3 separate regions of the Homo sapiens genome follow, and regions 1 and 3 are each linked to region 2. Evidence: read pairs that join two places in POLR2A ChIA-PET (ENCODE). Cell type or tissue: A673. All regions are shown on one strand. Links, peaks and the distances in the headings refer to the core of each region. The heading gives the core; the rest is flanking DNA. Region 1 overlaps LIMA1 (LIM domain and actin binding 1). Region 2 has its middle 6.5 kb from the start of ASIC1. Region 3 overlaps LOC124902930 (a long non-coding RNA gene).

Region 1 (10,042 bases), core at 1,026-9,025, 190 kb before region 2:
CATCCTATATTCTGATTCAGTATGTGTGGATAGAGTCCAGGAAATTATGTTTTTAACAAGTATCCCAGGTAATTTTTACCTTCAGGGAAGTTTAAGAAGCACTGGTAGTGGAAGGGATGGACTTGTGGAGTCAAAGCAGTGAGCTTGAAGTGGAATGAGTCGAGTCTAAGATAGGAGATTGAAGCAAAGGATTATGGAAGCTGAACACGAATAAAGGGAATAGGAAAGCAAGCAGTCTGCCATGGAAAAATACAGAAGGGAGAAGGAACTGGTGTAATTCATTTAGGGCCAGATGGAAGACCTCGGATGCTCTGCTAAGGTTAGGATTTAGTAAGAAAACCAGGGAACGCAATTGGTTTTCATGTGGGGAGAGTGACATGATCAGACCGGTATTTTAGAAAAAGCCTTCTGGCAACAGTGTAAAGCTATATTAGAAAGGTGAGAGATTGGTAACATGGAGACAATTTATGAGGCTCTCTTGGGAACCCAAGTGAAAGCTGTTGGGGGTCAAGGGGGAACAGGAATAGAGAGAAAGGGAAGGATATCAGACGGTGTTGAGATGTGATTATGGGACTTGGAAACTCCCTGTCCTGCACAGAAACTTCTCCACGTTCTTACCCTTTTCACCCTCCTTAGCCCCACCTGTCTTTAACTAAACTTGGCTTTCCCTTGACATGCATGACATGCATTCTGTGTTTGAGCAGTGGCTGCCTGCTCTTTCTTTTTTTTTTTTTTTTTTTGAGATGGAGTCTCACTCTGTCACCCAGACTGGAGTGCAATAGTGCAATCTCAGCTCACTGCAACCTCCGCCTCCTGGGTTCAAGCGATTCTCCTGCCTCAGCCTCCCGAGTAGCTGGGATTACAGGCACATGTCACCATGCCCGGCTAATTTTTGTATTTTTAGTAGAGATGGGATTTCATCATATTGGTCAGGCTGGTCTTGAACTCCTGACCTCATGATCTGCCCACCTCGACCTCCCAAAGTGCTGGGATTACAGGCGTGAGCCACCACGCCCGGCCTGGCTGCCTGCTCCTTCTGCACATGCTTCCCTGAAATATTTTGGGGGCCAGGGTTGCTACTCTTCTATATCTCCAATAATGTTTCCCATTCATTGTTTCTCATGCCTGCTTCTGAAGTTCTAGACATGTGCTTTCAGGCTCACATCTAACTATAATGCACTGTTATCCTCCCCTTCATTGCAGTGGCGTGCCAGCCTCCAGGGGACGCTGGCTTCTAGCATCATTTTTTTTTTTTAGTGTTTCTCACTGGGGGTGCTGTAGCATTTGGGGTAAGGCAGATCTTCCCCATGCAGGGTATTCATCATCATGCCCTCCTCTAAATGAACCCATGACATTGTGACAACCAAAAAAGAAAAAAAAAAGTGATAGGGGAGAAAACCCAACAAGATTCTAACACATGTGTCTAAATGTCCCCCAGGGCCATTGGCACCAATGGTGTCCTCATTAAAGGATCACTGGGTCCACATCAGTGACCTGTCTGATACTTTGGGCTCATAATTTCTTTTCTTTTTCTCTCTCTCTCTTTTTTTTTTTTTTTTGAGACAGGGTCATACTCTGTCGCCCAGGCTAGAGTGCAGTGGTGCAATTATGGTTCACTGCAGACTCGACCTCCCAGGCTCAAGCAGTCCTCCTGCCTCAGCCTCCCAAGTAGCTGGGACCACAGGCATGCACCACCATGCCCGTCTAATTTTTTATTTTTGTAAAGACAGCGTCTCACTATGTTGCCCAGGCTGGTCTTGAACTCCTGGATTCAAGCGATCCTCCTGCCTCAGCCTCCCAAAGTGCTGGGATTACAGGTGTGAACCACTGTGCCCAACCTGGACTCATAATTTCTTGATCTTCCCTGTTTCTGCAACCTGCATGTTGTCTCCCATGCCTCTGCCTCCCGTCTCAACCTATCACTCAGAATCCTTCTCTGAAATGATGCATTTGGAGAACCTACTGTTTGATTGGAGCCTTCTGTTTTTCCACTTGTTTAACTCTTATTCCCAGTGACCCTGTGTTTTGACCTCACCAGGACACCCAGCCCTGGATGTCAGTCCCCTTCCTGGCCTCACTTTCTTCCTTGCCCAGCTCAGTCACTTCAGTGAGGCTCTCACCTCTTCCCCAGTGCCTTTCTCACCACTCTATTCTGTCATTGTCCAGCCCAGCCAGTTCTCATTAGGATTTGGGTCCTATAGTAGCACTAAGGAGAGTTAAGAGGTTGGAAAAGGCTTCATCTTTAGGGCCTTCTTAATCTTGCAGAGAGAAAGTGCAGAGGGATCTCACAGGTCCTTCTCATGGTATACTGGGTTCACTGTCTTTTCTCCATGAAGGCTGAAAGGATTGCAAAACTGTCAATCCTGAACCCATTAATTACAATCAGTGTGCCAGGCACCATGCTAGACCCTTGATAGAAACACATACTATTTTGGCTGGGCACGCTGGCTCATGCCTGTAATCTCAGCACTTTGGGAGGCCATGGCAGGTGGATCATTTGAGGTCAGGAGTTCAAGACAAGCCTGCCCAACATGGTGAAACCCCATCTCTACTAAAAATACAAAAAAATGGCTGGGCGCAATGGCTCACACCTGTAATCCCAGTACTTTGGGAGGCTGAGGCGGGCAGATCACGAGGTCAGGAGTTCAAGACCAGCCTGGCCAACGTGGTGAAACCCTATCTCTACTAAAAAATACAAAAATTAGCTGGGCATCGTGGCCCATGCCTGTAATCCCAGCTACTCGGGAGGCTGAGGCAGGAGAATTGCTTAACTGGGACCTGGGGGGCGGAGGTTGCAGTGAGCCGAGATCACGCCACTGCACTCCAGCCTGGGCTACAGAGCGAGACTCTGTCTCAAAAAATAATAATAATACAAAAAAATACAAAAATTTAGCTGGGCGGTGGTGGTGCGTGCCTGTAATCCCAGCTACTTGGGAGGCTGAGGTGGAAGAATCACTGGAGCCTGGGAGGCGGAGGTTGTGGTGAGCCAAGATCATGCCACTGCACTCCAGCCTGGGCAACAGAGTGAGACTCCGTCTCAGAAAAAAAAAAAGAAATATATAAAATATATACTATTTTGAATCCTAACAAAAACTATATGAGGAAGGGGCTTTACCCCTCTTTTATAGTTGAGAAAACTGAGGTAAAGGAAGTAACCTGCTGAAGTTAATATTTGAGTTTGTTCCTGTCACATATTTTTCTTCTGATGTGCTTAACACATGGAACTGGTTTGGAAAGATGAATAGAGTTATTTGGTAGGCTTGGAGAATGCTGAAGACATTCCAGAGGAAGGGGAGCAACAGGAGGTAAAGGCATAGAAGTAGGACAGGTGGTGGTATATACTGAAAGGAGTGAAAACCAGGGAATCAGCCTGGATTTCTGTTCTAGGTTTTATACTCAGTGGAAACACGTTGCTAATATTACTTAAGGTTTGTAAGGTTCACTCACTGCAGCTTCCCAAAGAAGACTGCAGGACTATTTTCCGAGATCAGTTGAGATCAGGCGCGTTGAGGGTGGTATGGCTGTAGACTACAGGACTATTTTCCACAAAGCATATACTAATGTCTGTTTCCAACACCTAGTGGCTTTATATTTATGGGGTTTGCAAATAGTGAGTCCTATACAAGCCTAGCTAAAAACAGTAGGAAAACTTAGGAGGTCTCTGATCAGAGATTAATATGAAATTGTTGTTTGGAGGAAGCTTAATCTAGCTGATGTTTGTAGATAAGTCAGCTTTACTTTCTAATTGTTAACAGTGCATTTTGTGTTTATATGTATAGAAGAGTACTTTTTCTAGCATCAGAGCTTGTGTCCCATGGTCCTTTATAGCTGCAGGCTTATTTCTCTGACTAAGCCTCTATAACAGTCGTTAAATTTGAGGTAAGAAGTTCCTATTGATACATCCATTTGAATAGCTAGCTTTGGTTTCACTCACCACTGACTTCAGCATAATATGATCCTTCATTTGATAACAGTTGACTCTTTGGGTGGAATTTGTTTGACTCATACATTTTTGGAATTAAAGAGAATCTAGCCTGGTAGTTTTTAAACTATCTTAATTGAAGTCTTCAGAGGAATCTCAGGGCCAGTTCTCCAACAACTGGAACACCCTAAGGGCTAAACCCAAGCCCAGATCCCAGGCCCAGATCCCAGTCCCAGATCCCAGGCCCAGCTCTTTAGATTTTCCATTCCAGCAATCCTGCTTTGATCCCTTGTAAAGGTTAGGTTCTGCGTAAGACAGCATTTGAAGAGAGGGTTCTGCAGCTAGCAGAGCTTGAAACCACTGGTCTGGCTAGCATTTGCCCTATTCCTTTGACAGATTAGGAGCTTGAGGATTAGCAATTATGACTGAAGGTCATACACCAAGATGGTAGAATTGATGATCACAGCATGAAGATCCCTAACCTAACCCCCTGCCAGCATGCCTCTACCTTATCACAGCTTCTCCTGTTTTTGTTATAACTTTACCCATTCCTAGTTCCAGGAAACAGGAGGAGGCCGGGTAGAGAGGATCACTTGAGTCCAGAAGCTCAAGGCTGCAGTGAACTATGATTGCACCACTGCCTTCCAGCCTGGGTGACAGAGTGAGAACCTATCTTAAAAAAAAAAAACAAAGAGCGTTCATATTTAGTTTTCTGTGACTATTCTTCCTTCAATAAGAAAAAAATTGACCTTCAAGTCAGCCTGGTTAACTTCCTCTTCTTTCGCTTCTCTGTAACATTTTAGTGGTGAAATTTTTCCAGAAGAAAATACATTGCTTAAACCTTGGGAGTTTCTGTTTTCCCTTTTTGGCTCAGCATTCCCTTTGCTCTATTTGAGGGCATACAAGCAAGAGTCATGGCTCAGGAACTCTGTTTTCTGGCCCTAGAAAAATTTGAGACACTGTTATTACTCCCCAGATAATTTTAGCGTCCTCCATCAGCTGCCTGCCCCACAGCTGAGCATTAGTGAGCTGTTGCAAGATTAAATTCCTTATGTAAAGAAAAGGAGGCTGGACCGCAAAAAAAAAAAAAAAAAAAAAAAAAAAAAAAAAAAAAAATCTGGGAAGGAAAGAGGAACAAAATTTTAATTACAGAAATTTTATTGTAAATGTTTTATTTTCTCAAATTTGGATCTTCAAAATGGTGCCCCCATTTTGTGTCCTTCACATTTTGTGTCAGAAGAATGCTAGTTGCTGTAAGGGCCTCTGAGAAAAGTCTGAGGCCTGAACACGGAATTCAGAAGTATTGAGCCTCAGTCTTGTGGCAATCTAAGAGTACAAAATATAAAAGTACCAGGGATCTAACTTGGAAGAAAGAGGTGGTGTAGAGCCTTTCTCCCTGTTATCTACTATTTAGCAGGAACTTCATTACAAATAAAAGGTGGAGATATTTGAGTAGGGGTTTGAGAACAGGATTAAAGACAGCCTTTGGTGTATACACCTGGTCTTACAGATGCCTCCATGCTAAAAGGACAAGGCTAAAGATGGGAACTATTTTGATTTTTTTTTAATCTATGTTTCTATTAGACACTAAAGGGAAGGGAACCTCTGAGCTTATTTACTCAACTAACCACAATGTAAATACCTTGCCTTGGAGAACAGTTGGCTAAATATAAACCTGTCTGCCAATTGGTTCTAGTTTTCATATATTGTATTATTGCTGTAATATACTGTAGATGATTATCCAAGGGGTGTGGAAACGCAAGTTCAAGGCCAGTTCTAAGTTCCTTTTTATAATAGCTACAATCCACTGTATCCCTGAATTCTCACTTTTAGGGAATCTCTTAGACAGATATATTAGTACAAGTGGGAAAAATATACGTAAAAGGACATTCCCCAAAGCGTTATTTGCAATGGTGAAAAACTGGAAACAATCCAAATGCCCATTAAAGGAATATGGGTGAATTAATTATAATGAGAGAGGATTGTCAAGATTACCAAACACTTCCATGTTGCTAAATCAAAGGGATGTTTCTTGGCCTTTATCTTACATGAACTCTCACCACTTTTTCCCTCCCACATTTTTGCTTCTCTTGGCTTCTCTGGCAGTCTCATCATTTTCTTCCTCCCTCTCTCTCTCTTCCTTGTCAGTCTCTCTTATCATTTGTTCTGACTGCTGAAATGTTCGAGTCTCCAGGACTGAGTTCCAGGCATCTTCTCACACTACACACTGCTTGCAGATGTCATCTACTCCTGTGGCTTTAATACCATCCATGGGCACGCAAGTTCTAAATGCATACAACTAGCTCAGAGCTTTCTTCTGAGCTCCGGACACATGCATCTCATCACTGCTACCACCAAATGGATGTTTTAGTTAACATGGCTAGCATTGAACTCTTGATCTTCCCCGTTTCCAAATTTGCTCTTCTTTCACAATTCCTCGTCCCAGGAAGCATTACTTCCATTGACTCAGCTGCCAGAAACCTAGGAATCATTCTCTCTTCCCCATCTGATTACTACCCTACTGATTCTTTCTCGAAATATATCTCAAATCTATTCACTTTTCTTTATCTCTAGTGCCATTATCTCTGCAGCCCAGCCAGCATTATCTCTCATTAATGCCACCTCCATTCTCAGCCCCTCCAGTCCATTCTCCACACTCCAGAGCACTCTTTAAAAACACGAATTGAATCAGTGACCATCCTACCATTAAATTCAAAGTCCTTAGCATTACCTGCATGGCCCATCCCTGCCTCCCGCCTCATTGCCTGCCCTTTCCCCTCTCAGTGAGCTTCTGCAACACTAGAGTTCTTTGTGCACCCTATATACATGAGACACTTTCTTGCCTTGAGGCCTTTATGCATGGTGTTTTTCTGTTCCTGGTATGCTTTCCTCCCTTCCTTTTGTCTGGCTAACTTCATCTGGTCAAACTTCACATCTCAGCCTACAGGTCATTTTCTCAGTGAGGCGCTCCTTTTAAAAATTTTTTATTTTATGTTATGTTATGTTATGTTATGTTATGTTATGTTATGTTATGTTATGTTATGTTATGTTATTTTGAGATAGAGTCTCACTCTGTTGCCCAGGCTGGAGTGCAGTGGCGCCATCACGGCACACTGCATCCTCAAATTCCTGGGCTCAGGTGATCCTCCCACCTCAGCTTCCTGAGTAACTGGGACTACAGGCGCATGCCACCAAGCCCTGCTAGTTATTTTTTTTTTAAGAGATGGGGTCTCGCCATGTTGCCTAGGCTTTTCTCAAACTCCCGGGCTCAAGTGATTGGCCTGCCTTGGCCTCCCAAAGTGCTGGGATCACAGGCTTGAGCCATCGTACTCATCCATTTGTTTTTAGCTGACAAAGAATAATTTTACATATGTATGGGGTCCAATGTGATGGTTTTTTGTTTGTTTTTTGAGACAGAGTCTCGCTTTATCACCCAGGCTGGAGTGTGGTGGTGCTATCTTGGCTCACTGCAACTTCCTCTTCCCAGGTTCAAGCGATCCTCCCACCTCAGTCTCCGAGTAGCTGAAACTACAGGTGTGCACCAACGTGCCTGGTGGCTAATTTTTGTCTTTTTAATAGAGACGAGGTTTCTCCATGTTGCCCAGGCCAGTCTTAACTCCTGGCCTCAAGTGATCTACTCGACTCAGCCTCCCAAAGTGCTGGGATTACAGGCATGAACTACCACATCCAGCCAATGTGATGTTTTAATACATGAATACATTGTAGAATTATCAAATCAGGCTAATTAATATAAGTGAGGCTTTCCTTGATTTCCTCTTCCTTTCTCAATTGTGTTCCTTTGTTATTTAATAATACCCTGTTCTTTTTTTTCAAAGGACTTACCACTCTGTGTGTGTGTATGTGTATGTATATTTGTGTGCTTCTGTTTTTAGTGTCTAAATTGTAAGCATCGGAGAGCAGATATTATGTCTGTTTTGGTTATTTCTTTCGTTACTTTTTCTCTAGTGCTTGGAACATAGTAGACAGCAATAAGTATTTCTCGAATGAAAATGTCAGCTTCTCTGAATTTCTCTCTGAAATGGAGAAAGGGAGAAGCAGAATAGTATGTATCACATTATCTCATTTTTGTTACTTAAAACTCAAATATGAGTTGCAAATATTTTCTCCCACTCCATGGGAACTTTTCACTTTGTTGATAATGTTCTTTTTTTTTTTCTTCATGATTTTTTTTTTCTTCGTGAGACAGAGCCTCGCTCTGTCGCCCAGGCTGGAGTGCAGTGGTGCAATCTCAGCTCACTGCAACCTCCACCTACCAGGTTCAAGCGATTCTCCTGCCTCAGCCTCCTCAATAGCTGGGATTACAGGTACCCACCACCACACCCAGCTAATTTTTATATTTTTAGTAGAGACGGGGTTTTACCATGTTGGCCAGTCTTGACTGACCTCAAGTGATCCACCTGCCTCGGCCTGCCAAAGTGCTGGGATTACAGTCATGAGCCACTGCACCCGGCTTGTTGATAGTGTTCTTTGATGCGCAAAAGTTTTTTTTGTCTTTTTTTGTTTGTTTTGTTTTGTTTTTTTTGAGACAGAGTCTTGCTTTGTCGCCAGGGCTGGAGTGCAGTGGCGCAATCTCGGCTCACTGCAATCTCCACCTCCTGGGTTCAAATGATTCACCAGCCTCAGCCTCCCAAGTAGCGGGGATTATAGGTGCCCACCACCACACCTGGCTAATTTTTGTATTTTTAGTAGAGACAAGGTTTCGTCATGTTGGCCAGGCTGGTCTTGAACTCCTGACCTCACATGATCCGCCCACCTTGGCCTCCCAAAGTGCTGAGATTACAGGTGTGAGCCACCATGCCAAGCCTCAGAAAAGTTTTTAATTTTACTGAAGTCTAGTTTGTTTTTTCTTTTGTGCCTGTGCTTTTGGTGTTGTATTCCAATAAGGCATTACCAAATCTTGTAATGATGAGATGATCAAAAGATAATAAAAAATTAAAATAAGATGAAAAAATAAGAAAAACAAGAATAAGAAAGAAAAACGACAAAAAATAAATTTCAAAAAATCATTGCCAAATCCAGTGTCATGAGACTTTTCCCATATGTTTCAACCAAGAGTTTTATAGTTTCAGCTCTTATAGTTAGGTCTTTGATCCATTTGACTTAATTTTTGTATATGGTAGTCCAATTTCATTTTTTTGCATGTGGCTATCCAGTTTTCCTAGCACCATTTGTTGAAAAGATTTTCCTTTCCCCACTGGATGGTCTTGGCACCCTTGTCAAAAAATTATCTGACCATACATGTAAGGGTTTATTTCTGGGCTGTGTGTTCTGTTCCATTGGTCTGTATATCTGTCTTTATGCCAGTATCATACTGTTTTGTTTTAACTGTGGTAAAATACACAGTATATAACATAAAATTTACCATTTTAACCACTTTTTTTCTTTTTTTTTTGAGACCGAGTCTCACTCTGTTGCCCAGGCTGGAGTGCGGTGGTGTGATCTCAGCTTACTGCAACCTCCACCTCCCAGATTCAAAGGATTCTCGTGCCTCAGCCGCTCGAGTTGCTGGGACTACAGGCATGAGCCACCATGCCCAGCTAATCTTTATATTTTTAGTAGAGATGGGGTTTCACCATGTTGGCCAGGCTGGCCTTAAACTCCTGACCTCAGGAGATCCGCCCGCCTTGGCCTCCCAAAGTGCTGGGATTACAGGCGTGAGCCACTGCACCTGGCCAACCACTTTTAAGAACACAGTTCAGTGGCATTAAGTACATTCATATTATTGTACAATCACTACCACCTTCCCTTTGTCCTTTTGTTGCTGCACAGTATTTCATTATACATATACATTATAATTTACCACTCCTCTGCTAACGGACATTCAGGTTGTTCTCAGTCTTTTGCTGTTATATTTAATGCTATGATAAATAATCCAATATTAAAATCTTTTTTTAGTGTATCTATAGGACAAATTCTGGGAGCAGAAAGAATTGGTAAATTATAACATTTGTGCTTTTATAATTTTGGCAGATATTAAAGAAGGCATAGACAAAATGCCTTCTATAAAGGTTTTACCAATTTACCTTCCCACCAGCAATGTAAGACAGAACCTGTTTCCCCATACCCTCACCAATGTCCCATATTAGCCTTTTTTGTTTG
Region 2 (10,042 bases), core at 1,468-9,467:
TCCCAGAGACCTGAGGAAGCATCAGGCAGAGTCTGATTCCTGAATTCCAAATATCCTCAGGGGGAGGGGAACACTATTTTGGAGCATCTGTAATTTCCCCACCTCCCCGCGGCTCGCAGGCTGACTGACACGTGGAGCCTCTTCAAATGGCTGCAATTGCTTCAGTCACCTGGGATGTTACTGAGGGAGCAGCGGGGGTGGAGGGAAGGTGATGAGGTGAGGTGGAGGCAGGCGAGGACTGATTGAGGCCAAGGAGCAGCCTCAGGAGGAGTCTGGGGGAAGACAGAAGGTATGAATCAGGAGAATCAGCTTCCAGACCTGGCCCTGCCATTCATTAGCATAGGCAGGCCCCTTGACCTCTCTGGACCTCGGTTTCCTCATCTGTAAGGCAGAGATAATATTTATTTCACAGGATTTTTCGAGGATTACATGAGCTAACGCATGGAAAGTGCTTAGTACATTGGCATGTACCTAGTAAATCCCAATAAGTAAATAACTATTATTAGTATTAGCATTTGGATCTAGTGGTAAAACCACCAGTGCAGCCAAACCAGGGCAGAATCTAAGGCACTGGTTCTTAACCCAGGCTGCACATTCGAATCACCTGGGGAGCTTTTAAAACTGCAATGCCAGCTGGGCGCGGTGGCTCACTCCTGTAATCCCAGCACTTTGGGAGGCAGAGGAGGGTGGATCGCCTGAGGTCAGGAGTTTGAGACCAACCTGGCCAACATGGTGAAACCCATCTCTACTAAAAATACAAAAAGTAGCTGGGCGTGGTGGCGGGCACCTGTAATCCCAGCTACTCGAGAGGCTGAGGCAGGAGAATCATTTGAACCTGGGAGGCGGAGGTTGCAGTGAGCCGAGATTGTGCTATTGCACTCTAGCCGGGGAGACAAGAGCGAAACTCCATTTCAAAAAATAAAAATAATAAGATAAAACTGCAATGCCAGCCAGGCGTGGTGGCTCACGCCTGCAATCCCAGCACTTTGGGAGGCCGAGGTGAGTGGATCACCTGAGGTCAGGAGACCAACCTGGCCAACATGGTGAAACCCTGCCTCCACAGAAAATACAAAAATTAGCCAGGCGTGGTGGCACGCACCTGTAATCCCAGCTACTCAGGAGGCTGAGGCAGAAGTGCTTGAACCCGGGAGACAGAGGTTGCAGTGATCGGAGATCGTGCCACTGCACTCTAGCCTGGGCAACAGAGCGAGACTCTGTCTCAGAAAAAAAAAAAAAAAACTGCAATGCCATGGCTCCACTTTAGACCAGTTAAATCAGAATCTCTGGGGCTGTGGCGCGATCTTGGCTCACTGCAAGCTCAGTCTCCTGGGTTCACGCCATTCTCCTGCCTCAGCCTCCCAAGTAGCTGGGACTACAGGCACCCGCCACTACACCTGGCAAAGTTTTTTGTATTTTTAGTAGAGACGGGGTTTCACCGTGTTAGCCAGGATGGTCTCAATCTCCTGACCTTGTGATCCACCCGTCTCAGCCTCCCAAAGTGCTGGGATTATAGGCGTGAGCCACCATACCCGGCCTTTTTTTTTTTTTTTTTTTTTAAGTTGGGGTCTCACCCTGTCGCCCAGGCTGGAGTGCAATGGCACAATCTCGGCTCACTGCAACCTCCGCCTCCCCGGTTCAAGAGGTTCTTCTGCCTCAGCCTCCCGAGTAGCTGGGATTACAGGCGCACACCACGACGCCCGGCTAATTTTTTGTATCTTTTGTAGAGCTGGGGGTTTCACCATGTAGGCTTGAACTCCCGACCTCAGGTGATCCACCCACCTTGGCCTCCCAAAGTGCTGGGATTACAGGCATGAGCCACTGCGCCCGGACAATCGCCCAACTTTTTGAGGCCTTTAACATATAGCCAATCTTGAGCAACCTTGCTCTTCAGAACTTATGGGTCTGAATTATGGTTTCATAGTGTCACAGGCCCCAGTCTTAGGAAGTTCTTTCTTATATACAACCTAAATCCCTCATGCTGTTGTTTCTTCTTCGTTTGAGAAGTGATGGGTCCTTGCACACACACATCCCCTCATCCCTACCCTGTACATCGCAGCAAACCTTCACCGAGGGTTTTCCTGGATCAAGCCCCAAGATTGGCCCTGTGGACATGGTGAGGATTGGCAGAGTCCTTGCCTCAAAATATCCCAGTGTGGAAAGAGAGACAAACATGTTGACTTGTGACTCTAGTGCAAGGGCCAGGAGTGAAATAGAAGGCTGAGCCAGGGCTGCCAGCAGAGAGAGGCAGGGGGGCAGTCACTCTGACAGGGGTTTGTGGGACAAGGATGAGGAAAAGAGGAAGTTGGTGTTGGCAGGGCCTTAGTAAGATAACACTTGAGGGATCCAAGGGCTGTGATTAGTGTCTCATTACTTCTTTCTGCTTCTCTGGCCCACCCACCCCTTGTCCAAGTCCTGACAGAGGATACTGGCTCCTTCAGCATCCTCCCAGCTTCTTCTCCATGCTTCGTTTTCTCTGGACCCTGCAGTCCTTAGACCTCAGTACCCTTTATCCCCACCACGGACTGAGAGGGAAACAGGCCTGAAGATATTTCTCCTTCTGCTGGCAGGAGGCATCTAGCCAGGGCCCACTTAGGACTTTGGCCTTGTGCTCACCTAGGTTCAAATCTCAGCTCTGTCACACCAGTGCTGTGTGGCCCTGGGCAAGTAACCTAGCCTGAGTCTCACTTTTCTCCAGAAACCATAAAACCCAGCTAATGCCCATGCTGTTGAAACAATGTGTGTCTAGCAAACAGTAGGGGGTGTTCCATCAATAGTGGCAAGCATTATGATCATCCCTGAAAGGCTGATGGGGGCAAATTCCCCATGGATGCTTCCCTTGCAGATGGCCCCATCTGCTTTAGGTGCAGAAGCGCCCTCCAGCCTCTCAGAGATGGGTGAAGAGGGAGGGTAAAGAGGGGGACAAGACCCCCTGGGATTTCCAGGCAGCTCTTCTCCGCTCCCCCGTGCATGAAATCACACGCGCCCCAATCTGTCTGCATCCACTTCATCTGCCGGCTCAGCAAATGCAGAGACAATTAAGGAGTTAATTAGCACGCACTGGGAAGGGGCTGGGGACCTAAGGCTGATGGGACCCAGCAACACAGCCTCCCCACCCTCCATACTCAACGTTGTCCCCCCACCACCTGCCAACCCATAACCCTCATCTTTTCCACTGCTTTCTCTTTTTACTAGTCCAAACACTCCTCTTACCCCACTCCCACACTTACCTGCTATCCTCACCCTTTCTCCCCCACCTTATGCTATCCTGTCTCTTTTCTCTCATTCCTCTCTCTAATCTCTTCTCTCCTCCTCCACTCAGCTTTTCTCCCTTTTCCCACTCAAGTCTCTGTCTTCTCCATCCTTCTAGGACTCACCCTTTCCTCCTCCCCACTTCCTCCTTCTAATCTAGCCCCCTCTTCACTCCCCATCTCTTCTCCCTCTCCTATTCATCACCTTTCCCTCTCCAACTTGAATATGGGTCTCAACAAATGTGCCTGTCCACTGGTTCATGAACATGGGGCTCTGTATCTGCTACAGGAGTCCATGGGTTCCAGGTTGCCTGTCAGGCAGGTGTCTGCCTCTGCAATCCTGAAGGAGTGATCTCTGGTCCTCACCGTTCCCCAGCACCTCTCATTCCTGGCTCTCTCGGTGTCTCAGGCTCTCTTTCTTGTGCCAGTGCATCTCTGGGGGGCTCTCTCCCCATACTGCTGCCTCTGTCTGGGTCTCAGCAGTTTGTCTGCACATCCAGGACCATGTTGAACCCTTCTTTTTTCTCCCCAATTAGGGGGTTGGGGGACAGCAGATGGCCACCTTCCTTCTATGGCACATTACAATTTGTGTGTCAACATGCCATTTGGGGGAGTCAAGACTTCAGAAGGGAGGGATCATTAAAGAGACAATAGGCTGGGCATGGTGGCTCACACCTGTCATCCAAAGCACTTTGGGAGGCGGAGGCAGGTGGATCACTTGAGGGCAGGAGTTGGCCAACATGGCAAAACCCCATCTCTACTAAAAATACAAAAATTAGCTGGGCATGGTGGTAGGTGCCTGTAATCCCAGCTACTCAGGAGGCCGAGGCAGGGAGAACTGCTTGAACCCGGAAAGCAGGGTTTGCAGTGAGCCGAGATTGCGCCACTGCACTCCAGCCTGGGAGACAGAGCCACACTCCATCTCGAAGAGAGAGACAGAGAGGTGGAGAAATCGGGGCCAAGGCAGAACTTCAAAGGGCAGATGGACACACAATATGGAGTGAGAGGGAGGAGTGGAGACAGATGGAGAGGAAAGAGAAGAGAGAAGGTAGGGAGAGATGGAAAGATAGAGACTTCAAGATAGGGAAGAGACTGTTAAGGTCCTTCCCTGCTTTCAAATTCTGGGTCTTTGAGAACAAGCAAGAAAGGAGAGAAACAAAAGGTTCACATAGTGCCTGGGGTTATTTCCCCTCGCAGGAAACTTCCCTGGTTATCTCCCTACGGTAGCACTGACCCCCACTTCCCCCCTACACCACCTGCCCTGGTTTCTCTGTTTTGGGGGCTCTGGCTGGCCTGAGAGCAGATCTGTCCTGTCTCCTCCTCTTGCACCCCCTCAAGTCGGGGTGCTCCCCCAGAGCGAGCAGCGGCTGTCTTGACTACCAGAGGAGATGACGGAGGGGGAGAAATGTGGCTGAGACAGGCCTGGTGAGAGGAATGCGCCCAGGTCCAAACACAGCCCGCATTCGGTAGGTGCATTGTATTGAGGGCGCCCTCAGGCGGGACTGGCTCTCTAGCTCTGGGGTGCTGGGACCTGGCCTGAGTCTGGCTATTGTAGCCTCTCAATAGCGTTTAATGAGTTGTATAATAAGGAGCACCCCTGCGGGGGTTCTGGCTGGGTCTGGGCTTCCCAGGGCCTGGGGACACCTTCTTCCCCTGCATCAGTTGGCTTTTCAAGGCGCTTGTGTCTCTGAGCTGTCCCCCAGCTAAGTACAGTCCTCCCCTCTCCCCATCCCCCATAGGAAGACCCCTCTACAGCCTGCTGCCCTTCCCCACGGACCCCCCTCCCACCCTACCCAGGCCCCTCTGGAAGACGCAATCTCAGCGCCCAGGGCGGCCGCCCAGCCAGAGGAGGCAGTGCCGGTGAATAATTCATGGGGCTGGGAGGCCCTTATCTCCCTGGCCGGCCCCACCCGGGGCCCCGGCGCTGGGCCGCCGTCCCGCGGCTCCCCGCTTTATCTCGACGCCCAGCTTGTAATGCAGCCCGCCATATCACAGGCAGAAGGGGAGATTAATTTTCTAGTTTTGCATGGGCGGGGAGGGGGAGGGGGCGAGGGGAGGTGCTGGGGAGCAGAAGCTGGGATCTTTCCGATTTCAGACTCCAGCGGCTTAATCCTCTCCCAGGCCTGCAGGAAGGGGAGGAAGAGGTTGTTGCAAGCCAAATTTCATCATCAGCGGCAGCCCCAACAGAGGGAGGAGGCGGCGAGGGGCAAACAGACGGGAGAGGCAGCGGCGCTGGCGCAGAAAGGGGAGTTGTTTGGAAACAGGGTAATAGGCGGCCCTCTCAGCCTCGGCTCACAGGAGGCTCAGCTTGTCGGGAGCTGGAACTCCAGGCCGTGTGGGGCTTGCACGTGGGCACATGTATGTGCACACACAGGAGCTCCGGGCACATAGGCATACTCTTTGGGAACGGACACCAGGCTGGTGTCCGCTGCACCTCACACAGTGCCTGGCACAGAATAGACAAAAAAAAAAAAAAAAAAAAATGTTGACTGACTGAGGGGCTAAATGTCTGAGAGAATGTTGATGAGCTGAGCACACACAGCTCCACATGCTCCTAGAATCTGGCTCTGCCGTCTTCTTGCCATCTGCTCGGTGGACCCTGCATGTACAGACTGCTGGCTTCGTTGGTTTTCTGTACCCTCATAGTCTACACAGGTCAGTGAGGGTGGCCTGGGAAACCTGCAGGTTCCTGCTGCTTCTGCTTAGATGACACAACTACCCAGAGCTAGTAGAATCCACCGTCTGTTAGCTGAGCACCTATTACATGCCAGGCCTTGGGCTGGGCAGCCCTGTGTTTCCCAAGATCAATCAGAAGTGGGTCCTGCCTTCAAGGAGCTTATGGGTCAGCAGGGATGACCAGACACATAGGTGTTTGGCTCTGATGCAAGAAAGAATGCGATGCTTGCCAAGAAAGAGGTACTATTAAAGAGTTCAGAGGCAGGAGAGAGTTGGAGATGACCATGAAAGCATATTGGAAGAAGTGATATTTGAGATGGGTTTTGAAGGATGATAGGAGTTTGCAATGGCCATAATGGCATGGGAGGGAGGCAAGGCATTTCAGGTGGAGGGATAGTATGAAAGAAATGTTGATGATGGGGGACCAGGGTGAAGCATAGGGAGGAATTTAATCTGTCTGGTTGGCTGGAGGTGGCAGGGAATAAATAGTGAGGGCCAAGGCTGAGAAGTAGGAAGAGGTGAGGACGTAAGTATAAAGGAAATTGGATTTGCCCTGGGGTTACTGGAGAGCAATTAAATGGTTTTGAGCAGGAGGTGGCATAATCAAGGTAGTACTGGGATAAGATAAAGACAGCCAACATTTATTTAGCAAGTATGTGCTGGGCATTGTAGTAAGTGCTTCAAAAGGAGTTATTAAATCCTCACAACCTTCTTAGGTAGTATCATCCCATTTTATAGATGAGGAAATAGAGTCACAGAGATGCAAGCAATAGAATGGGGATCAATTGAAGACCCAGAAATCAGAGACAGGAAGCTTAGGATAAATTCTTTAACACCTCAGGTGCTTTTGGGTATGGAAAAAAATGTTTGTTATTTTTTGTACTTTGATGTCCAATTTATTAATCTCTATTCAAGTAATATTCCCCAAATACTCCCATACTATTTATACAACCAATAAATCAAAACTCAGAAATTTAGCAGGTTATGTTTCCTCAAATATTTAAACATTGATTGCAAATGAAATCAAATATCAAACTCTTCATAAATCTGTTTTTCTTTTCTTTCTTTTTTTTTTTTTTCAGAGACAGTACCTTACTCTGTTGCCCTGTCTGGAGTGCAGTGGCACAATCATAGTTCACTGCAGCCTCAAACTCCTGGGCTCAAGCAATCCTCCCTCCTCAGCCTTCCAAGTAGCTAGCATTACAGACATGTGCCACAACTCTTGGCTAATTTTTGTTTTTGTTTTTTTGAGATGGAGTCTAGCTCTGTCACCCAGGCTGGAGTGCAGTGGGGCAATCTCCGCTCACTGCAACTTCCACCTCCCAGGTTCACGCGATTCTCCTGCCTCAGCCTCCTGAGTAGCTGGGATTACAGGTGTGCGCCACTACGCCCGGCTAATTTCTGTATTTTTAGTAGAGATGGACCTTCACCATGTTGGTCAGGCTGGTCTCGAACTCCTGACCTCATGATCTGCCCGCCTTGGCCTCCCAAAGTGCTGGGATTACAGGCATGAGCCACCGCGCCCTGCCTAATTTTTGTATGTTTTGTAGAGACCAGATCTTGCTGTATTCCCCAAGTTGGTCTTGCTGTATTGCCCAATACAGGTCGGTCAGTACAGGTCAATCAGGCAATACAGGTATTTCTATATTGCCCGAAATCCTGGCCTCAATTCTCCTGCCTCAGTTTCGCTTATAAGGTTTAAACACCTTTAAAAGCAGACGAAACATACAATACAATTATTGCAAAAAAAATCCACCCACCCATTATGAATTTAAATTTCTCTGTTTAATATTTCTAATATTATGTTCTTTATTTTTATTCTTTTTTCTTTTCAGAGATAGGATTTTTTGTGACTTAAACTAGGGAGTAGAGATTTACCTTCTCCAACAGGCTGAGGCTGCAGAAGGAGTTGATTGGGATGGTTTGGGACCGGGCACACAAATCCTGGCAGGGTGGGGCTTCCAAGGAGATTTTTCGGGGAGTTCATTATGCAGCTCTTCACCTATTTCATCAGAAATTGTCCTCTTTATGCTCAGACCAATCATAGGTTCTAGTTTTGTGTGCGTGTGACCCTAATCTTTTCTCCAAATAATTCTAGTTTTGAGTACCTTATCTTTACAGCACAGCCCACCACGTAACCACTGTTCTCAGTGGAGCCTGGTCTGGTTCACTTAAGTCGAAAGCCCTTGGTCAATTGGTTAACTGGAACTACATCCCTTCCTTCTCATCAACCACTAAGACCTACAATATTGTCAGCTAGGGTGCTGAAGCAAGGGTCTAAGACGTGGTATTAAGAGCTTGAATTAGGGCAGTGGCAATGGAAATAAAAAGGAAATGACAGTTTTCAGACACTCCATGAAGGCAAAATTGACTTCTATTAAATGGGGGATAATAGCTTACCTCATAGAATCAAATGAAAACACGTGAAGTCCTTTGTACCTTATAAGCACCATTAAGTCCTAGTTGTTTTGGCTTTTGTTATGTTACTAGTACAAGCGGTCAAGGAGGAAACCTTCGGGGTTTCATCAAAATTTAAGGGGTAAACAGAAAGCGGACGCAGATAAGAGGCTGAAAGACAAAGGGACCTGAGAAAGATTGGCCAAAGACATGGGAGAAGAACAGGAGAGGAGGAATGTCCCTTAGGCTGAGAGGGTGGGAGGCAAGGGAACAGTTACAGAGGCCCAGGAGTGTGTTACAGAGGCCCAGGAGGGAGGTGGTGAAGGCCTGAACTAGGTGGGAACCATCTGGGTGTGTTAGAATGTCTCCTGGGACACACCTGGGCTGTAGGTCTTAGTGGTTGATGAAACAAAGGGATATCTTAGGGGAAATTGCAGATGGTGGCTGACTGGACGCACTGATGAGTGTGAGGGGAAGCTGGCAATTTTAAGTTCATGTACTTGGGGCCTGGCCAGGTGCAGAAAAGGAAGGTTGGGGTGGCCCTAGGTTCCTACAATGCACAGAAAAAAGGTACCCTGTTGTGACTAGGCTTGACTCTCCTTTGCAAAACGAAACTACTGTCTTAACCATGTGGCCCTCAGCTTTCTAGTGCAGCTAGCACCTTCTGCTCAACCTCCACCCTTTTCCTGGGAAGCAGAATTATAGAAGTTTCTTTTTTTCTTTTTCTTTCTTTCTTCCTTTTTTTTTTTTTTTCTTGTGAGATAGAATCTCACACTGACACACAGGCTGGAGTGCAGAGGCACAATCACGGTTCACTGCAGCCTCAACCTGCCAGGCTCAGGTGATCCTTCCACCTCAGACTCCTGAGTAGCTGGAACTACAAGCACATGCCACCACACCTGGTTAATTTTTGTATTTTTTGTAGAGACGGGCTTTCACTATGTTGTCTAGGCTGGTCTTGAACTCCTGAGCTCAAGTGATCTGCCTGCCTTGGCTTCACAAAGTGTTGGGATTATAGGTGTAAGCCATCATGACCGACCTATTTTTTTTTCTAGTATAATATTTACCTTAAAATTTTTGACCAGGTGCAGTGGCTCATGCCTGTAATCCCAGCATTTTGGGAGGCCGAGGGAGGAGGATCACTTGAGGTCAGGAGTTTGAGACCAGCCTGACCAACATGGGGAAACCCCATCTCTATTAAAAATACAAAAATTAGCCGGGCGTGGTGGTGCATGCCTGTAAATTCCTGCTACTCAGGAGGCTGAGGCAGGAGAATCACTTGAACTTGGGAGGTGGAGGTTGCAGTGAGTCAAGATCGCAGTATGGCACTCCAGCCTGGGCAACAGAGCAAGACTCCATCTCAAAAACAAAACAAACAAAAAAATTGGTATAAATTGCAACGTTATCTATGTAAGTATTAACCTTTTTTCCCTTCCTCCCCTTATTTATGCATGTATTTGAGACAGGGTCTCTCTATGTTGCCCAGGCTGGACTTGAACTCCTGGGCTCAAGGGATCCTCTCACCTCAGCCTCCTGAGTAGCTGGGATTACAGGCATGTGTTTATGGAACTGGCAGGGTCTTTAGAAATGATCTAATCCAGGCCGGGTGCGGTGGTTCACGCCTGTAATCCCAGCACTTTGGGAGGCCAAGGTGGGCGGATCGCGAGGTCAGGAGATCAAGACCATCCTGGCTAACATGATGAAACCCCATCTCTACTAAA
Region 3 (10,042 bases), core at 1,279-9,278, 120 kb after region 2:
CATTCATTAGTTATCCACTCATTCATTCATTTACCAAATCCTCAGCCCCACCATAGTCCTAGGCTCCATGCCAGGGGCCATGGGAAATACTTTCTTTCTTTCTTTTTTCTTTTTCTTTTTTTTTTTTTTTGAGATGGAGTTTCGCTCTTGTCGCTCAGGCTGTCCCCCAGGGTGGAGTGCAATGGTGCGATCTTGGCTCACTGCAACCTTCGCCTCCTGGGTTCAGGTGATTCTCTTGCCTCAGCCTCCTGAGTAGCTGGGAGTACAGGTATGCACCACCATGCCTGGCTAATTTTGTATTTTTAGTAGAGATGGGGTTTCGCCATGTTGGCCAGGCTGGTCTCGAGCCCCTGACCTCAGGTGATCCGCCCACTTCGGCCTCCCAAAGTGCTGAGGTTATAGGCGTGAGCCACCGTGCCTGGCCTGGGGAATACTTTCAAGTGAACAAGACCCCTGCCCTCAACAAGCTTACCTTCCAATAAGATTGGAGATCCCAGCAGCCTCATTTGAATACAAGACACTATAAGAGGCATACTAACGAAATGTCCAGAGGAAGGCATATTCCGAATGGTGAGCCTGGGGAAAGTTCCCTAGAGGACATAGCATTTGGTTTGGAATGACATGAATATGCAGGATTTTGTTAATAGCAACATATTTTTTCCCTTCTATGCAAGTAATTCGTGCTTTAGAATGGCCAAAGCAATCTTGAAAAAGGAGAATGAAGTTGTAGGAATCACACTTTTTGATTTTAAAACTTTTGTTTATAGCAGGGTCCTGGGGTCACACCTGGTTCTGCCACTTTCAAATACGTGAATTTATTTTTATTTTTAATTTAATTTTTTTTTTTTGAGACAGGGTCTTGCTATGTTGCTCAGGCTGGTCTCAAACTCCTGGGCTCAAGAGATCCTCCCACCTCAGCCTTCTAAGTAGCTGAGATTAGAGGTGTGCACCACCACACCGGCTCCTGATTTTAAAACTTACTACAAAGCTACATTCATACTCTGTATCAAGACTGTGTGTAACTGGCATAAGGATAGATATCATAGATCAATGGAATAGAATTGATAGTCTAGAAATAAACCCATATATTTAGGGGCAATTGATTTTCAACAAAGGTGCCAGGGTAATGGGAAAAAAGAGAAATAGTAGTCTTTTCAATAAATGATCCTGGGAAACTGCATATCTACATGCAAAAGAGTGAATCTGGACCCCTAAACAAAAATTAACTAAAAATGACCAAAGACCTAAGTGTAAGAGGTAAAACTTAAAACTCTCCTAAAACACAGCCAACCTTGGTGGCTCATGCCTGTAATCCCTACACTTTGGGAGACTGAGGCAGGAGGATCACTTGAGGCCAGGAGTTCAGGACCAACCTGGGCAACATAGTGAGATGCCATCTCTACAAAAATTAAATAAATAAAAATAATAAAATTCTCAGAAAACATAGAGGTAAGTCTCTTCGACCTTTAATTAGGCAAATTAGGCAATTCAGACATCCAAAGTACAAGTTAAAAAAGATAAATTGGACTTCGTCAAAATTTAAAACTTTTGTGCTTCAGAGGACACCATCGAGAAAATGAAAAAACAACTGATAGAATGGGAGGCGATATTAGCCAATCATATATCTGATAAAGATCTAGTTTCCAAAATATCTAAGGAACTCTTACAACACAACAATAAAAACGCAACTCAATTTAAAAAGGGGCAAAGGATGTGAATAGTTATTTTTCCAAAATATAGATACAAATGGCTAATAATAATAAGCATATAAAAAGATGCTCAACATCATTAGTCACTAGGAAAATGCAAATAAGAACCACGATAGGATACTACTTCACACCCACTATCATGGCTATAATAAAAACAGACACTAACAAATATTGACAGGGATGTGAAGACATCACAACCCTCATACATTGCTGGCGGGGATGTAAAATTGTGCAGCTGCTGTGGAAAACAATGTGGTATTTTCTCAAAAAGCTAAATATAGAATTGCTGTATTGCACTTCCACTACTAGGGTACCCCAAAGAACTGAAAACAGACGCTCAAGCAGATCACTGTATGCCAGTTTTCATAGCAGCATTATTCACAGTGGCCAAAAGGGAGAAACAACTCAAGTGTCCACCAACAGAGGAATGGATAAACACAGTGTGGTATGTCCATACAATGGAATATTATTTAGCTTTAAGAAGGAAGGAAATTCTGACACATGTTATAACATAGATGAGCCTTGAAGACATTATGCTAAGTGAAATAAGCCAATCACAAAAGGTCACATATTTCATGATTCCATTTATATGAAATATCCTGAGTAGGCAAATACACGGAGATAGTAAGTAGAGTTGTGGTTGCAGGGGCCAGGGAGAGGAATAACAGGAAATAATTGCTAATGGGTGTGGGGTTTGTTTTGGAGGTGATGAAAATGTTCTGGAATTAGGTAGTGGTGATGGTTGCACAATTTTGTGAATATACTAAAGACCACTGAATTACACTTTAAAAGGGTACATTTGTGGTTGGGCGCAGTGGCTCACGCCTGTAATCCCAACACTTTGGGAGACCGAGGTGGGCGGATCACCTGAGGTCAGGAGTTCGAGACCAGCCTGGCCAACATGGTGAAACCTCGTCCCTACCAAAAATACAAAAATTAGCCGGGTGTGGTGACACATGCCTGTAAATCCCAGCTACTCGGGAGGCTGAGGCAGGAGAATCACTTGAACCCAGGAGGCGGAGCTTGCAGTGAGCCAAGATCGTGCCACTGCACTCCAGCCTGGGTGACAAGAGTGAGACTCAGTCTCAAAAACAAAAAAACAAAAAAACAAAAAAACAAAAGGAGTAAATTTTACATTATATGAATTTTGTCTCAGTGCAATGCTTTGGATATTTGACCCTTCCAAATCTCATGCTGAAATTTGATCCCCTCTGGTCTGAAGAAAAGATACTAAAAAGAAAAAAAAAAATTCTTTTTAAAGAAATTTGATCTCCAGTGTTGGAGGTGAGGCCTAATGGGAGATGTTTGAGTCACGGTGGCAGATCCCTCATGAATGGCTTGGTGCGGTAACCGGGGAGTTCTTGGTCTGTTAGTTCCTGCGAGAGCTGGTTGTTAAAAAGGGCCTGGCTCTCTCTCCTCTCAGTTGGTCTCTCCCCGTGTGATCTCCAGACACACCAGCTCCTGTTTGCCTTCCCCCATGAATGGAAGTGGGCTGAGGCCCTCACCAGAAGTAGATGCTGGTGCCATGATTCTTGTACAGCCTGTAGAACCATGAGCCAAATTAACCTCTTTTCTTTATAAATTACCCAGCCTCAGGTATTCCTTTATAGCAACACAAAATGGACTAAGACATTCAATAAAAAAGTAATTCATGGTTATCATGGTAAATTTGGAAACAAATATTTTAAAAAAGAAGAGAAATTAGCTGGGTGCTGTGGCTCACACCTGTAATCGCAGCACTTTGGGAGGCTGAGGCGGCTGGATCACTTGAGCTCAGGAGTTCAAGACCATCCTGGGCAACATGGTGAAAGCCCTGTCTCTACCAATAAATAAATAAATAAATAAAAATAAAAAAATTTGCCAGGCATGGTGGTGTGGGTCTGTTATCCCAGCTACTCAAGAGGCTGAGGCTGGAGGATCACTTGAGCTCGGGGGGCAGAGGTTGCAGGGAGTCAAGATTGTGCCACTGCACTCCAGCCTGGGTGATAGAGCAGGACCCCATTTCAAAAAAAAAAAAAAAAAAAAAAAAAAAAAAAGAATCTAGGCAAGACACGGTCCTTGCCCTTGCCCTTGCCCTTGCCAAGGTAGGAGGTGTTTTATAATAAATCTGTCTGTCCAAAAGTGAAGTTGCCTGCCTAGTAAGTAATAGTTACCATGTCTTAAATACTTTCTATGTGTCATGTGTTAGGTGCTTTAGGTAGATTACCTACTGCATCCTCCGAACAGTCCTAGGAGGTAGTTACCAGTGTTATTACTCCCTTTTACAGGTTAGCAACTTACCCAGGTTTCTAGATTTGGAAATGGTGGAGATTCTGACCTCAGGAGAAAAGACCTTCAAGCTCACACTACTAAGCTGCCAGCCTCCAAAGTGCACGTGATGACTGCCTTTGTCAGCACAGCCATGAGGCACTTGCATACCTCCTCGACATCACTGAGTTGGGGGCCAGACACTGGGCTGGGTGATGGGGACACAGTGGTGACTAAGGCAGGGCCCGCCCTCAGGTCATGCACAGAACTGAGGCGGGAAATATACATTGATGTTGTTCTTTTCATTGCACAAAAGAGAAAACTGACACTTTGAGAGGTCGAAAGGCATTTCTGAATTTTACACGCAATGAAGCATGCAAAAGCTTAGCACAGTGACTGACATGTAGTAAAGCTTGATAAATGTCAGCTGTTGTTATTATTTCCAAAGTCACATAGCTAGTCCGTACAAAGCTGTGGCTCAAATCCAGCTCTTCTGGTTCAAACCTCAATGTTCCTTCAAGAGAAGTGCCTGGCAAGGAAGAGCCTGGCTATGCAGAGGTGGGTTCGGGTTGTGTGGTTCCTGAAGCTTATACAACTTGCGGCGAGCTCTTTAAGAAAAATAAAAATTATAAAATATACGAAAATATATGGCCATGTGAATGCATGGCTAGGGCCTATTCCAAAGTCCTAGAAGAGCCCACGCAAGCCGGGCCCTGAAGCTTAAGCTTTCTTACCTCCGTAGCAAGACCACTTCTGCTACCACATGTGGAAGATTTGCTACCTGCGTGGTGGGCTGGCTGGCTGGCCACCGAGGTCCCTTCAGAGACTGAGATTTTGTGATTCTGTGTCCTAAAGTCTATGCAGGAGCACTGCACTCAGAAGCAGGCCAGGGGGCTCCTGCTCTGGCCCAGTGCTTTAGAGGGCTCTGCCATATCACGTATATCCACAGCAGAGACATCTGACGGACCAGTGACTCCCAGGACACAGCACTGCCTGGACCCAAACATTCACTCTCATGACCAACACCAGTCAGGCCCCAAGGAAATGCTTCTTCACACCTCTTACCTTATGTTCTCGAAGCCAAAAGCTCTGGAACCCTAATGCTGGGAAGGTTTGTAGGTTGTACAACTGCCACATGGGAGACAACACTGCTTTCAGGGCAGGGCACAGGAAGGATTCAGAATTAGCTCATCCAAGCTTTCTTCTCAGATCCAATGAATGTAATAGACTCCTACCTAACAAAGTATCCTTTCCCAGAAATGCCAAGTGTCCCTATTCTTGTATTTCTTCCTGTTCCAATTCATGGTCCTGGACATACACGAGTTAGTGCAGTATTCACAAAACCTGCATGTGGCATTTGAGGACTGTTTTGTAAGAATGATTCTCATTAACTCTTATATTTTTGCACGTTTATAGGTCTAGACGTAACATGTAGCAGCATGGTACCAGTTCTTTCCATCACTCTACAGCAGCAGTGCTCAAAGTATGGTCTGAGGATTCCTGGGAGTTGTTGAGCTCTTCTAAGGAGTCTGTGGGGGTCAAAATCATTTTCCTAATACAGGTTGTGTAGCCCTAACCTGAGAATCCAAAAACTGAAATGCTCCAAATTCTCAAGCTGTTTGAGACTCAACATGACCCTACAAGTAGAAAATTCCACACAGGACCTCATGTGACAAGTCATAGTCACAATCCAGACAAAACTGTTTCATGCTCAAAATTATCAAAAATATTTTATAAAATTACCTTTGGGCCATGCGTATTAGGTGTATATGAAGCCTAAGTGAATTCTGTGTTTAGACTTGGGTCCCATCCCAAGATATCTCATGATATATGTGCAAATATTCAAAGAAAACATCTGAAAACCAAAACATTTCTGGTCCCAAGCATTTTGGATAAGGGATACCTAACCTGTAATGCTAAGATATCATTTGCCCTTTTCAGGCTAATTCTCTCACGAGTGTACAGTGGAATTTTCCAGAAGTTACTCAGTGTGTGATGTCACCATCACTCTGATGACTAATGGGATGTGTGCTTGTGTGTTGGGTTTTAAAAGTTATCAGTTTTAATTTCTAATTTGGCAAAAATTGATAGTTATAATTTATATAAACAAAAGGGGTCCTCAAAAGGGGTCTTTGGGGTCCTCAGTAACTTTTAAGAGTATAAAGGAGTTCCAACCTCAAAAAGCTTGAGACTTGTTTGATATTGCTTTAAGAAATTTTCATGATGTACAGGATAGCACTTTGTATGATGAAATAAAAACATTTTTGTAATTTTGTTGTGAGAGTGACAATTTAACATACACCATCCCATTATTTAGTTTGTACGTGGCATATAAAATCCATGGTTTAGTTCTGTATCCAAGTATTGCTTTGAGAATTATATTGATAATTTCCAGCCTTCGCAGAGTGTAATTCACAATTTCTCCACAGTGAAATTGATAAAAAACTAAAAACTATAATGACTCAAAAAAAGTTATCTAATTCAGTATGACTGTCAACAGGACAAAAATTATATAAAATTGTGATTATAACTGCATAATTGGTGGCTTTGCTATTACAAAGGCAAGAAAAGCAAATTTTGTTGAATAAAAAAAAATTATGATGTATATATTTATTACTCAACCAAACATAGCCCGCCCATCATGTGCAATAATAAGTAAATTTAGTCTTCTGTTTTGTCAATTTTCAACTATATAAAAACCATAGCTTTATACATTTTTAAGTTTTGTCATTATGAAAGTATGTTGTCAAAGTAGACAGTCAGGACATATTTTATTTAACACTTTATTAGTCCAGTGGATCATTTTTCTATATTTAGGCACACGGTATGACAACTTGCCTGCGTCCTACGAAAGTTAAGGTGTGCTTAGTACTATGGATTGGGTCATTTCTCCCAGAAGTGGGCAAGAGTTTCCAGAATGTTTAGGTCCTGGATCAACCACTTCTTACTCTAGCTGGTAGTTCTGCCACTGATAGAGAGAGAGGAAGGTGTGAATCCACACTGGTTAGCTTAAATCATGGTGCTTGCTGCCTTTTCTGTAGCTCTGGAATTCCCATCTGTATACATGGAACCTCTTGAGTGTGCAGCGTAAGGCAAACATTTGGCATAGGCAGAGGCCCAGACAGGGAGACCACGCTGGGACCACGCCTCCTATCCAACAGTGTCCCCACATGGATTGCAAGGGTGAATGTGAAGTCCTGGGTGAGAAGGAAGAGCAAAGCATGTCACTTGGGCAGGATCGTCCTTCAGGGTGGCTGACCCAACACCTTCCAGAAGGCTGAAGTCTTGGGTTGTAACTGGCTCCGGGATGCTCCAAGCCTGAGGCACCCTGTGGCTTGGCAGGTGCGGCCAACAAAGCTTGGCTTACTCAGTCATGGTTTCTCAGCACAGGCTGCCTGTCAGGCCAGGAAATCTGGTCCTTCTCCCTCCCACCGTTCATCCCTCCGCCCCAACTCCCCTGCCCAAGAAAGCCTGTCAGAAGGCTTTGCCCAGACCTCAGCTCTCTTTCTAGAGGCAGCTCAGGTGAAGAGCAAGGTAGAGAGCTGTGGGTAGGGGATGCAAGGTGGCAGCCAATGGGAAGGCGGTGCAGGGTTACCTTTTCAGAAAGAGATGTGGCAGAGGAAGACTGGTGGCCTGCACCTCATCTGCGTGGTGGAGCTTGACCTCCCTGTCTATGTCGTATGCTTTTCTCTCCCAGCACTGAAGGAAGGATGGAAAACTGAGGGAAATGTGACCTGTCAACCTCTGCTCTCCCCTCTGCCCAACCAAGAAGTATGGGATACATATCAGTTGAGGGTTACAAGGACAGAAAAAGCCATGGCCATGGGTCCTCCTTTTCCTCCTCTTCCTCTCCAGTTCCCACTAATAAGCAGCTCGCACTGGGTGCTGCACAGGGTTGGAAAGGTGATGCCATTCCCCACTCTGCAGGCATCTCATGGCAGGATACTTCGAGGATATAGGAGCCTGCCAGTCTTCCCCCGCTGGTGAAATCAGAAATATTTGGAAACTCAGCTGGGTACGGTGGCTCACACCTCTAATCCCAGCACTTTCGGAGGCTGAGGCGGGTAGATCACGAGGTCAGGAGATCGAGACCATCCTGGTTAACACAGTGAAACCCCCGTCTCTACTAAAAATACAAAAAAAATTAGCCGGGCATGATGGCGGGCACCTGTAGTCCCAGCTTCTCTGGAGGCTGAGGCAGGAGAATCACTTGAACCCAGGAGGTGGAACTTGCAGTGAGCCGAGATCGCAACACTGCACTCCAGCCTGGGTGACAGAGCAAGACTCCGTCTCAAAAAAAAAGAGAAATATTTGGAAACTCACTGGACAAGGCAAGAGGGCCAAAGTGGAATAGTGGAGACAAAGGCAGAGTGCGGGCAGGTGTAGGGCAGATGGGTTGCATGAAGCCCAGCCCTGAGACTCCTGGGTGGTGGAGATGCTAGGGTGTGGTGGGGTGAGGCCAGAGGCTGAGGCCACGCCCTGTTGTGAATTCAGTTCTCATGAGCACCTACTACGACCTTATCCCCTGCAAAAATGTCCCTTTCCTCACAGCACTTAGAATTTTTTCAACCAATATATATACATTGACAATTTACCATGTACTTGGCTCAAAGCTGGCCACCAGAGTCTCAGAGATAAATATAATTCTAAGACACTTACAATAAAGTGAGAGTCACATGTGCACACAGATATAAGCTGATTAACACTGGAATAAGTCATTTAACTTCTAAAGAACTTGAGTTTTCTCATCTATAAACTAAGGGAGTTTGACTATTTGTAACATATCCTATCTACTTCCAAAAGATTTTGAAATAGCTTCCAAAAACACACATTTATAATAATTTTGTTAAGCTAGAATTAGAAAACTAAACAGCAAGTGGAAGAAGAGAAACTAATGGAAGGGGAGAGGAGACAAAAGAAAAAAGCTAATATGAGGTCAGGTTGGGTTGAGAAGTCAGATGCCAATCGCCCTGGCTATGTTGTCACTAGAGTGGATCATCAGATGTGATTTTTGAGCTTCTTAGCAGCCAAGGAGAAACGAGAAACAGAGGTTTATATGATTACCATCGTATGGCAAAATAACACATCAGGTCTTCAGGAGAAAGTAAATCTTTCCTGGTAGTAAATACTGCAGATAATTTATTGTGTGGGCCCTTCCTTATATACTCAATGTAGATTACAATGCCTTTAGTGGTGGTTTTTCCAGGACAAAAAAATGCAGCTTTTCATGTGGTCATTTCTTCTGCCAACCATCAAGAGATGCCAAGCGTATAACATTAAAATGGAACTTGGCTGAAGGCATTTTTCCTGGGCAGCTAAGCTAAGGTGGTTCTAATGTGTAGTTTTTTGGTGACATGAACTGTTACTAGGATAGAACTCAGAATCTACAGAGGAACAGTTATATAAGTTATATAAGTAGTTTTTCTCACCATCCCTGAGTATTGGCAAATGTTTTCATTTTTGCCAAGCAGAAAGGTGAAAAAGTGATGTTTAATTTTAGTTTTATTTTGCATTTCTTGAATTATGAGTGCTATTAAACATCTTTCTACATGTTTATGGGCCACTGATATTTCTCTTTCTGTAAACTACTTGTATTGGCAAAAACTGCAATTACTTTTGCACCAACCTAATATATATTCTTTGGCTTTTTTTTTTTTTTTGAGATGGAGTCTTGCTCTGTCACTCAGGCTGGAGTGCAGTGGTGCAATCGCAATCTTGGCTCACTGCAACCTATGCCTCCCAGGTTCAAGCGATTCTCCTGCCTCAGCCTCCCAAGTAGCTGGGATTACATGTGCCCACTATCATGCCTGGCTAATTTTTGCATTTTTTTCCCCAAGACGGAGTCTTGCTCTGTTGCCCAGGCTGGAGTGCAGTGGCGTGATCTTGGCTCACTGCAACCTCCGCCTCTGGGTTCAAGCAATTCTCCTGCCTCAGCCTCCTGAGTAGTTGGGATTACAGGTGCCACCACGCCCAGCTAATTTTTGTATTTTTAGTAGGGATGGGGTTTTACCATGTTGGCCATGCTGGTCTTGAATTCCTGGCCTCAAGTGATCCACCTGCCTTGGCCTCCCCAAATGCTGGGACTA

What was found. Peaks named below come from ENCODE experiments on the same cell type or tissue, not always from the same donor. Only the 100,000 strongest peaks of a DNase experiment are listed, where the experiment ranks them.
Region 1: POLR2A ChIA-PET joins it to region 2 with 11 read pairs; 3 of 35 experiments call an interaction of 5 or more read pairs at or near these places.
Region 3: POLR2A ChIA-PET joins it to region 2 with 10 read pairs; 6 of 35 experiments call an interaction of 5 or more read pairs at or near these places.

Annotation. Positions count from the first base shown.
Region 1 is chr12:50,236,930-50,246,971 of GRCh38, reverse strand. All of the region lies in intron 2 of LIMA1 (LIM domain and actin binding 1), which reads left to right. Among named protein-coding and RNA genes, the nearest start is that of MIR1293, 7.7 kb to the right of the region's middle. RefSeq lists a silencer at 1-2. In A673, for the core only: no CTCF peak of the experiment used is centred there; no DNase peak of the experiment used is centred there.
Region 2 is chr12:50,046,049-50,056,090 of GRCh38, reverse strand. No RefSeq gene overlaps it. Among named protein-coding and RNA genes, the nearest start is that of ASIC1, 6.5 kb to the left of the region's middle. RefSeq lists an enhancer at 4,179-5,107. In A673, for the core only: no CTCF peak of the experiment used is centred there; a DNase peak (open chromatin) is centred at 5,390; H3K4me3 peaks cover 324 bases; H3K27ac peaks cover 1,669 bases.
Region 3 is chr12:49,927,008-49,937,049 of GRCh38, reverse strand. LOC124902930 (a long non-coding RNA gene) reads left to right here. Exons shown (of 2, transcript XR_007063302.1): 2 at 3,977-6,226. Among named protein-coding and RNA genes, the nearest start is that of AQP2, 19 kb to the left of the region's middle. In A673, for the core only: no CTCF peak of the experiment used is centred there; no DNase peak of the experiment used is centred there.